2 separate regions of the Homo sapiens genome follow, and region 2 is linked to region 1. Evidence: read pairs that join two places in POLR2A ChIA-PET (ENCODE). Cell type or tissue: IMR-90. All regions are shown on one strand. Each heading gives the region's core, and the rest is flanking DNA. Links, peaks and the distances in the headings are about the cores only.

Region 1 (5,376 bases), core at 154-5,153:
AGTGAAGAGTTAAATAACTTGTCCTATGTCACAGGGCTGGTGCATGGTAGAGCTGAACCCATTTTTTTCTGGGTTTATGAGTCAAAAAATGTGCATTTAAGTTGTTTAACCTCTCTGAAACTTAGTTGTCTTATGAAAGTGGGACAGTGATCTTTTTTGTGAGAAGTGATTTTTGTAAACAGTGGAAGTAGTCATTGCTATAACCATTATCATTATTATTTATGATGTACTAGCCCTAGGGACATAAGAATTGGTAGATGGTAATTTCTGCCATCTAAGGTCTCCCTCATAGGTAGGGAGACAGATGACTCAACTGTGAAATGCACCATAATTGTGCTGAATGCACAGTCACTGTGTAAGCACAGAGAAGGAAGTCCTTAGCTCTGCGTGGGAGGTTATGGAAGGCTGCTTGGAGAAAAGAACTTATTTTCTCATCAGTGTCTTGTTGTGGTCCTTTAAGTAAACTTCTCCTGCCTGAAGGCTTGTAGTTTTGTGAAAATCATGGACCTTGCTTGTACCCTTAAGTGTTTTAATCCTTGTCTTAGGTTTCAGATCTGGATCGTTGCCATTTATACCTGATGGTGTTAACTGAGCTTATAAATCTGCATTTGAAGGTTGGGTGGAAAAGGGGTAACCCTATCTGGAGAGTTATTTCTCTTTTGAAAAATGCATCCATTCAGCATCTTCAAGAGATGGACAGTGGACAGGTAAGCCTCTTTGATTCAAGGTTTGTAGTTATCTTGAATAAGGCATACAGGGAATACATATTCAGTTCTTATACACTATTTTGATACCATACAAAGCGTTAACTAAAATTCAGTTTTAAAATATACCCTCTAGTGATAAGATGTAGTTAAGATTGATACTTTTTGTTTTTTGGAGATGGAGTCTGGCTCTGTCACCCAGGCTGGGGTGCAGTGGTACCATCTTGGCTCACTGCAACCTCCACCTCCTGGGTTCAAGTGATTCTCCTGCCTCAGCCTCCTGAGTAGCTGGGATTACAGGTGTGTGCCACCATGGCTGGCTAATTTTTCTATTTTTTAGTGGAGACGGGTTTTACCATGTTAACCAGGCTAGTCTCGAACTCCTGACCTCGTGATCCGCCTGCCTTGGCCTCCCAAAGTGCTGGGATTACAGGTGATACTCTTAATATAATATTAAACATATAAGAGGCATCATCTTAAAATCATTTAGATATAGACATTTCACCTGTACTAGGTCTTTTGCCCAAACGTGTCCAGTAAAGGACATTTTATAGTCTGACATCATTGCCCTCCATGCTTGGCTTCCTACCTCATTTTTCAGCCTAGCTGTCCACTGTCTAATGCCTTTCCCCCTCCTTCCCACAGTGCCGTGACGTTGCAGCCACTCTAGGCTACTTAGAGTTTTACAAATCACAAGCATGTGTCCTATCTTCCTCATGGAGGCTGTCATTCAGTCTGGTCCCTCCGTGGAGAATGAGTGCCCTCTCCTCCAGCATACACTTGGCAGCATCTGGTCTCCCCTTTTATGGACCAACTGGAATCTCTTTTCTCTTAGAGGTCTTCTTCGATTAGTATCTCACTCTCTTTCATCTTCCTGTTGCTCTTTATGCCTCACTTGTAGTGTGTATTTCCATCTTTCTTGTTTTTGGAGTAATGTATGCATATATATCTTTTCCTATATATATATATTTTTGAACAGAGTCTCGCTCTGTCACCCAGACCGAGTGCAGTGGCGTGATCTTGGCTCACTGCAGTCTCAGCCTCCTGGGTTCAAGCAGTTCTCCTATCTCAACCTCCCGAGTAGCTGGGACTACAGGCGTGTGCCACCATGCCCGGCTAATTTTTGTATTTTTAGTAGAGTTGGGGTTTTGCCATGTTGGCCAGGGTGGTCTCGAACTCTTGACTTCAAGCAATTTGCCTGCCTCAGCCTCCTGAAGTTCTGGGATTGTAGGTGTGAGCCACCGTGCCTGGCCTCAAGGCTTTTTTTTTTTTTTTTTGGAGACGGAGTTTCGCTCTTTTGCCAAGTCTGGAATGCAGTTGTGCAGTTGGCTCACTGCAACCTTGGCCCCCCAGGTTCAAGCGATTCTCCTGCCTCAGCCTCCTGAGTAGCTGGGATTGTAGGTGCCCGCCACCATGCCTGGCTAATTTTTGTGTGTTTAGTAGAGATGGAGTTTCACCATGTTGGCCAGGCTGGTTTCGAACTCCTGACCTAGGTGATCCACCCACCTCGGCCTCCCAAAGTGCTGGGATTACAGGCGTGAGCCACCACGCCTGGCCAAGGCATTTCTTAAACATGGCACAATAAGGCTTAGTAATGAAGAGCACAGGCTTTGGAGTTAGAGTTGCTGGGTTTGAATTCTGGCTTTATTTTTGCTGTGTGACCTACATTATTTAACCCCTCTGTGTCTCATTTACTGCACCTGCAAAATGGGGATTATAGAGTTGATGTGGGAATTAAAGAAAGCTCATTCATGTTAAGTCTTTAGAACTGTACCTGGCAGATAGACAGTCCTCAATAAAAGTTAGCCATTTTCACTTAACATGTGGTAAGTGTTTAATAAGTTGAACTCAATCAGTGTAACTAATCCAGGCTACTAAGAAAAACAAAGAAGATACTCGATTGCTTTAATAATTTAATTCTAGGAGGAAATGATAAAGACGATGATTAATATTTCAGCATCCTGTCTAGTACCTATTAGTCTGTTAGTGTTATGAAAGAACATTGTGAGTTCTAAATATACAACCAAACCATGAACCATGCCACAGTAACTCTTATTCTTAAAAATCGGCTTCCTTTAGTAATTCACTGAATTACATTAAGGTTAGCAGGGACGATAGTTGGCTCAAAGGTAACACTAAATTCTATTTCATATGTTGGCAGTGTTGATATGTAAAATTTTTCTGTAGAGATGGTTGATTTATTTTTGGAGAGTGAAAGAGGGGTATGGAATAAGTAGAAATTTCCTTTCTGATACAGACATTACTGGTTGGCAGTATTTGAGGGAACTGCTGTAATCTCTCAGTGCTGTTGTTTTCTGTGTCTGACTTCTTGCCTGCACTCCTAGCTTGGTGAGAGATTGTCGATTTTCTCTTTAAGTATAGACCAGGTTGTCTTGGCTACCCTCCTTTCCTACGTGTAGAGTTCCAAGTGTTTTACATGCAGTAACCCATTTGCTTAATCTTCACAATAACCCCGTGAAGTAGATTCTGTTACTGTCCCCATTTTACAGATGAGAAAACTAAGGTGTAGTATGTCTACACTCATACTGGTAGTAGCACAGAGCTAGGATTCAGACCTGGGCTTTGTGGTTCCTGAGTCCAGCTCTTAACTGCTGGACTACGTGACTTCTCCAAAAGTAGCGTGCAGCTGATAGAAGGAATTATTTGTAACCTGGAGCCTTTTATTTTTTTTTTTAACATGTTTCAGCAGACAGTTAAAATAAGGCTCACCCATAGGAATGCTGCATGCAGATGTGTATGCGAGTAGGAGAAAGGTCAAGAAGGACTTACACACAGCTTTGGGTTCTGTACGTAGCGAATCTGTCATGTACTAGTTCCAGGTACCTGTTTACCAGATGAAAAGATCCCATTGTTGTCTTAATCTAAATTGCTGAGTTCTTATTGCTACTTTAAAATTGTTCACTGCCAATCTGTAGAGAAGTAGTGGAAGTGAATGATGTGTACTGGATTTCCTTTTATTTCTCCTGATATTCAGGAGCAGGCAGGAAGAGGGAAAAGGAGAGCTTGAGCTTTCCATAGACTGGCAACTGAGGTCATTACTGATTAAGACTTGTGCATATTAAATAAAACATTGTCACATTTCCTTTTCAGGAGCCAACAGTTGGAAGTCAGATTCAGAGAGTAGTGAGCATGGCTGCCTTGGCCATGGTGTGTGAGGCCATAGACCAGAAGCCTGAGCTGCAGCTGGACTCTCTCCATGCTGGGCCCCTGGAAAGCTTCCTTTCCTCTCTTCAGCTCAATCAGACGCTGCAGAAGCCCCACGCAGAGGAGCAGAGCAGTTATGCTCACCCCTTGGAGTGCAGCAGGTACAGGGAAGGTTAAGGCTTAAAAATCCATTTCTGTTGTTGTCACCGTGAGTTCATGATTGCCCAACATTGCTTATAAAGTTATAGAATTTTGGGGCTGAAGCTCCATTCAGGATGAAAGTGTGGTATAACATTATTCATCTCTGTTACTGGAGACTTGCTGACTTTTCTGCATCTAGTTTTCACTGAATCATTTCAGATGAGCAAAAGTACCTACTTTCAGAGAAGTTAGAAAATTAAGGTTTATGTGGTTTCCTTAGTTTTTGGTAGATAGGCTGTTTGATAATGACCATTTATATCTGTACACTGCCCCCCCCCCCCCACCTTTAGAAAGGATAGTGTGCTACGTGCAAAAGACGTGGAGGCAAATTGGGGAAGTATGGCCTAGTAACTTTATTTTTTATTTCAGTGTTTTGGAAGAATCGTCATCTTCCCAAGGATGGGGAAAAATAGTTGCACAATATATTCATGATCAATGGGTGTGCCTCTCTTTCCTGTTGAAAAAATATCACACCCTTATACCAACCACAGGGAGTGAAATTCTGGAACCGTTTCTACCTGCCGTTCAGATGCCAATAAGGACTTTGCAGTCTGCACTAGAAGCCCTCACAGTTCTTTCTTCTGATCAAGTTTTACCAGTGTTCCATTGCTTGAAAGTGTTGGTTCCCAAGGTAAGATAGAGTGAAACATGAATTGAACAGTAACTATAGGAGTGGCGATCAAGTTTTTGAAATAAGTATGTATTTTTTTTTTTCCTACCAGCTTCTGACTTCCTCTGAATCACTCTGCATAGAGTCTTTTGACATGGCGTGGAAAATTATATCTTCTTTAAGCAACACTCAGCTGATATTCTGGGCTAATTTAAAAGCTTTTGTTCAGTTTGTTTTTGATAACAAAGTTCTTACCATTGCTGCCAAAATCAAGGGCCAGGCATATTTCAAAATAAAAGAGGTAACTAACTTTCTTTTCTTTTTGCTTTTCTTTTCATGTGTGTGAGCTTCAGCACATGAGGAACATGAGAGTTGTATTCACAATTAGATTTTTGGCTCTTTATTCCTTCAGTCAAAAATATTTTTGAACCTTCTTAAATATCAAGAGTAAGAATGAGAAAATCTGACAGATGTAGAAGAGAAGGTACAAAACGGTAGCCTGGAGCCACATCTGCCTCAGAAACGGTTTGTTTGGTTCATACAGTGTTTAAAATTTTGATTACCTGGCAACTTTTAATTGTTGGGAAATCTGGCCAGGCGGGGTGGCTCATGCCTGTGATCCCACCACTTTGAGAGGCTGAGGCGGGCGGATCACGTGAGGTCAGGAGCTCGAGACAAGCCTGGCCAACGTGGCAA
Region 2 (5,376 bases), core at 146-5,145, 56 kb before region 1:
ACATTCGATAAACAATGCCTTCAGAAGAACGTAAGAGTTTGGGAACTCTTGTGTAGTAGAATTCTTCAGAGAAACAGAACCAATAAGATGTATGCGTATATAGAAAGAGATTTATTACAAGGAATTGGCTCATGCGATTATAGAGGCTGGCAAGTCCCAATGTGCACTATTGGCTGGCAGCCTGGAGACCCAGGAGAGCTGATGGTGCAGATGAAGTTTGAAGGCTGTCCGTTGGTGGAATTCCCCTTTGCTTGGGAGGCTGATCTTTCTGTTCTATTCACATTTTCAACTGATTGCATGAGGCCCACCCACACTATGGGGGGCAATCTGTCTTACTTAAGAGTTCACCAGTATAGTGTTACTGTCATCCTAAAACATCCTCATTTACCAAGAAAGAACCCAGCAGACAACATGTTTAAGTGGGAAGAAAACATAGATGCCACACTGCAGGAGAACTAGGACAAAGCCTGCAAACTGCCTTGCAGAGGGGACTGATGCCAATGGCATCTGTTTTGTGAGGTGTAAGCCATTTTTGCCCTAAGTAGAAAAAAAAAAAACCCATACACTACCTCAAGTGGGAAACCTTGAAAACTGTTTCAGTAGCTCACCTTAAGAGCCTGTCACACCCTCCTGAGGAATCAGTAACGTCTACTTAATAGGCAGTCAGTGCCCTCTGGCTCTGAGTCCTGGTACAAAAATTTAAAACTCTCTGCCAGACCCTCTCTAAGGATACCTACTTACAAAGTAGGGAAAGGGAATTCCCAGTATTCCAGGAAAAGCTATTAGTACCTCCGTAGCTCCTGCTATTGGTGATGATTTGATTGGCCTGATATGTCCAAGTCTCTGGCTAAATGGAGCAGGTAAAACGTGCTTGGAAGCGCTTTCTCTAGACTTCAATCGCTTATCAGTGGGCTAGCAAAATAAAGACAGCCGGTAATGGATTTCACCTCCTTCTTTATTGCAAATGCAGCTATTAAAGGCCCCTCTGGCGTGCTCACACTGGCGAGAACTCCCTGGGCTTTGACTTCTCCCCGCAGTGATGTGCGGCCTTCTATGGCATCACAATTCATCATTTAACAGGAATCCTTGTGTGACTGAATCTATTGCCATCTCTTTCCTCTGTCAGAAGCAGAAGAGTGAGCGATTCTGACAGTGGCAGAGAGCCTGAGAATTCTGATTTTGCCTCAGAAGCAGGCTGGATGGGCAGGCTTAATCCTGCATTCTCTGCCTGCCAAACCCTTATGGATTTGACTGAAGACTAAAGAAGCCAGACCCAGGACCAGAAGGAGCCTCCATGGATTACCTTACAGATACTGACACGGTGCAGCCCACTTAAGCATAGGCTTTTTTTTGGTTTGTTTGCAGAAAAGCAAAAAAAAAAAAAGGAAATGAAAGTAGCTAGTAGCAGAAATAAGAACTTTTTTTTTCTTTTTAAAATGCTTTTAGATTGTGTTTAAAAGACAAACTGATGGGAAATTTGGTGACTCCAATTGTTCATAGCAGTTTTACTGGAGTCTCAGGCGACACACACAGAAGCAGTCAGTATGATATGAACATGGTCTTGGAGACACCATGAGATTGGGCGGGCCACCCTTTCCTCCCTTTGGTTAGTCCAGTGAACCTCTAAGTAGTCCGTGCTTCTCTTTATGTCCATCAGCCAAAGAGCAAGGCCGACCAAGCCAAGGTGAGACAGTATCTATATATAATGGAATGATTTGCTGAATGTTGAAAGGATGGCTTATCCCAATACTTAACTATTTTCCCTCCTTTCCTTGGCAATTTATTATGCATATCTGCCATGTGAGTGGGGAACGTATGAGTAAGACCAGCAGTTCTCAATCCACTTGTGGAACCTTAAAAAAATGTATAGATGATTGTGCCCTGTACTCAGAGTTTCTAGATGAATTGGTCTGGGGTGAGGCCCAGGCATTCAGTATGAACATGTGTCTCCCAGTGATTAAAGATTTCTGGTGATTCTACTTGTTGGTTTCTGTTTCTTTATAGGTCTAAACGATCAAGTCTGGGCAACAGTGAATGTCAGTTTCAAGGCAGAAATGATGGTGGCAATCCGTTAGGAAGAGGCCCCTAACCCTGGAAAGCGGGAGGTGGTCAAAACTAATGGAGCTAGCAGGACTAAATGATAAGCAACTGGGTGGGAGTCCTGTACCAGAGAGAAATATAGAAAACTCAACAAGGGAAGCTTGAACAAACAGGGACTTATTTTTCTCATATTATAGACTATCAAGAAATAGATATTTGCTAGCATTGGTTGAATGGCTTCAAGGAACCCAGGTTCCCTCTGCGTTTTCTCCCCTGCGACTTTTCTTGTGGTGTTTGTCATCTCGTGCTTGTTCTCTCATGGGTTCAAGTTGGCAGCTATAGGTCCAGAGAGCACTCTGTGATCAGGCAGGAAGGAACAGAGGAGAACTGTGGCAACAATGGTTTCTTTCCTTTTATCAGAAGCAAAAGCTTTCCCAGACACATCCCTAGCAGACTGCTGCTTATGTCTCATTGTCCAAGACTAGGACACAGAGAGCACCCATTGCCCGACTTGTAATGATGGTTGGAGAAGCAGGGAACAGGCTTGTCCTGTTTGCTGCCTAAACATAAGCCATTGGCCAAGGGCCAGTATGTTGCCATCCTGAGAAAAATGAGGGTTTGACAGCGAGGGAGAAGGGAGGATGGTTGTGGGGTTAATAATGAATGGTGTCTGCCACAGATCCTCACTGGGAATTTGAGTTTTCTAGATATCGCACTTAACATAAACGTGTTAATGATTCTGCAGCTGCATTTTTCCACGGAGGTTCTCTGAGGGCTTTCGGGGGAACATCAGAAGGCAAAAATTTCAGACAGAGCCTATCAAGAATCTCCTTCCCTTTCTTAGAGCCTTAGACGTAAACAGCTGAAAGCTATAGCTGAAGTCTTGCTATGTAATTGCTATTTCCTTTCTTTTTATACTTGTTTTCCACTTTGCAACTATGAACATTTAGTTGAAAGGATGGAAAAAGCACACTGCGCTGACAACAGCACCATCTAATGTCCAGAGAAATGTCAGCTTCTGAACAGATGCTAGTTTTTGGTTATGCAACTGCCTGTGCATTCTGGACCATGAACGCATGCAAGATTTGTGCATTTAAGAAGCATCTTTTCAGTGGGGTTGGAGCTCTGTGTACCTCTCTCAGGTCAACATTGTTATCATTCATTACGTAGTCCTATAGCCCTCACAGTGCCATGGCGCCCTTGCCCAGTGCTTCCCTCATGGTATTACAAAAGACTGTTAAGCACCTGCAGTGTGTGCCTTGAAAATCCCAAACAGTGAGTCCATGCAAATGCTCTTTTTCTTTTTTGTAGAGACAGGGTCTCACTCTGTTACCCAGGCTGGAATGCAGTGGTGTAATCACAGCTCACTGCAGCCTCAATCTCCTGGGCTCAAGTGATCCTTTTGCCTCAGGCTCCCAAGTAGCTGGGACTACGGGCACATACCACCACACCCAGCTTTCTTTTTTTGGGGTAGAGACAGGGTCTCCCTATGTTGCCCAGGCTGGCCTCAAATTCCTGGCCTCAAGGGATCTTCCTGCTTCTGCCTCACAGTGCTGGGATTACAGGCAAGAGCCACCATGGCTGGCCCCATGCAAACACTCGTGAAGGAAGGAGACATTTGAAAGAACATTTATCTGGATCAGCTTCCCTGACTTATGCTTTCTATTTCCCTTTTACTCTTGCTCCTTTCTCCATTACCCTTACTAAGAAGGAAGCAGTGTCCATTTCAAGTTGGGAAAGTGAGAAGAGTCAGAATTAAAGTCAGAGATGCAGCAGAGCAATCACATCTATAGGTGCACCATTTCAGATCAGAAGGAAATAAAAAGCCATTTTTAGACACCTTATGGTGAGTTTTAAAATATAAGGTGTAGTCAATAACACCTCTACATTCTAAGTTTGTTGGAACCAGTGTAGTCAGAGCTGTGGGATGCAGAGGTGGAGGAGGGATCTCAGGGCAGAAAATGACTTCTCGGAGGCCCCTGCTGGACGTTCCCATCCAGGATGACAAAAGCACAGGCTTCTTTTTTATTTGATTTGATTTGATTTGATTTTTATTTTTGAGACGGAGTTTTGCTCTTGTTGCCCAGGCTGAAGTGCAATGGCGCGATCTTGGCTCCCTGCAACCTCCGCCTCCTGGGTTCAAGCGAGTCTCCTGTCTCAGCCTCCCGAGTAGCTGGGATTACAGGTGCATGCCACCATGAACGGCTAATTTTTGTATTTTTAGTAGAGACGGGGTTTCATTATATTGGTCAGGCTGATCTCGAACTCCTGACCTCAGGTGATCCGCATGCCTCGGCCTCACAAAGTGCTGGGATTACAGGCATGAGCCACCGTGCCCAGAGCACAGGCCTCTTTTTAAAAACTGTACATATTTGTTGCCCGAGGAAACAGAGGATGCGGCTGACTTTGGGTGTACGGCAGCAGTCCTCAACCTTTTTGGCACCAGGGACCAGGTTTCGTGGAAGACAATTTTTCCATGGAGCCGGGAAGGTGGGGGTGGCTGCTGATTTGATAGGAGGCGGAGCTCAGGTGGTAAGACAATCTAAGGCCGCTGCTGATTTGATAGGAGGCGGAGCTCAGGTGATAATGCCCACTCGCCTGCAGCTCACCTTCTCCTGTGCAGCCTGGTTCCTAACAGGTCACGGAGGGGTAGCGGTTCATGGCCCAGGGGTTAGGGACCCCTGGTGTAAGGGATACGTGAGCTAGACTGAAGTAACTAAACTCTACTACTTTAAAGGGAGGAAAACTCAGACACTCATCCATAGTACACCTGCTTTTGATGTTAAAATAACAGTCACGACCCTAATTCATCTATGGATGAAGCAGGAAAATTGCAAGGAATGAGGAAAGAAAACTATTCTAAATCCTATTCACATATGGCTTCCAATGCAACTATTCATCTCCATGAGGATGCGGAGGGGTAGCTGGCTGTTCACACGCTGGATCGCCTCTGTGTATCAAAGCTGCGTATTGTTTCATGTTGAACCAGGCCACAACGATTTCAGCTTGCAAATGTTCATGTTTCAAGGGTAATTATGTCACTAGAAATTTTCCAGCTGATTAACTTAGAATTCTATCACTATAAAATGCTGAATTTTTATTCATCCAGGTTAAGTACTTATTGAGTAACTAACATGCTTCTGGTAATAATGTTGATATTTAGTATACAAATGAATTAAAACCAAATCCCAATTTTTTTGCGGGGGGGGGGTATTTTTTTTTTTTTTTTTTTTTTGAGATGGAGTCTCACTCTGTCGCCCAGGCTGGAGTGCAGTGGGGTAATCTCAGCTCACTGCAACCTCCGCCTCCAGGTCCAAGGGATTCTCCTGCCTCAGC

Evidence for each region. ChIA-PET counts read pairs that join two places held together with the same protein. Peaks named below come from ENCODE experiments on the same cell type or tissue, not always from the same donor. Only the 100,000 strongest peaks of a DNase experiment are listed, where the experiment ranks them.
Region 2: POLR2A ChIA-PET joins it to region 1 with 12 read pairs; 9 of 35 experiments call an interaction of 5 or more read pairs at or near these places.

What each region holds. Positions count from the first base shown.
Region 1 is chr1:234,428,741-234,434,116 of GRCh38, reverse strand. TARBP1 (tRNA guanosine 2 -O-methyltransferase TARBP1) reads left to right here. Exons shown (of 30, transcript NM_005646.4): 14 at 546-707; 15 at 3,816-4,030; 16 at 4,440-4,701; 17 at 4,793-4,981. Among named protein-coding and RNA genes, the nearest start is that of TARBP1, 48 kb to the left of the region's middle. RefSeq lists a silencer at 372-441. In IMR-90, for the core only: no CTCF peak of the experiment used is centred there; a DNase peak (open chromatin) is centred at 346.
Region 2 is chr1:234,484,798-234,490,173 of GRCh38, reverse strand. No RefSeq gene overlaps it. Among named protein-coding and RNA genes, the nearest start is that of TARBP1, 8.3 kb to the right of the region's middle. RefSeq lists an enhancer at 1,552-1,611 and a silencer at 3,035-3,124. In IMR-90, for the core only: a CTCF peak has its summit at 3,038; a DNase peak (open chromatin) is centred at 3,023; H3K27ac peaks cover 387 bases.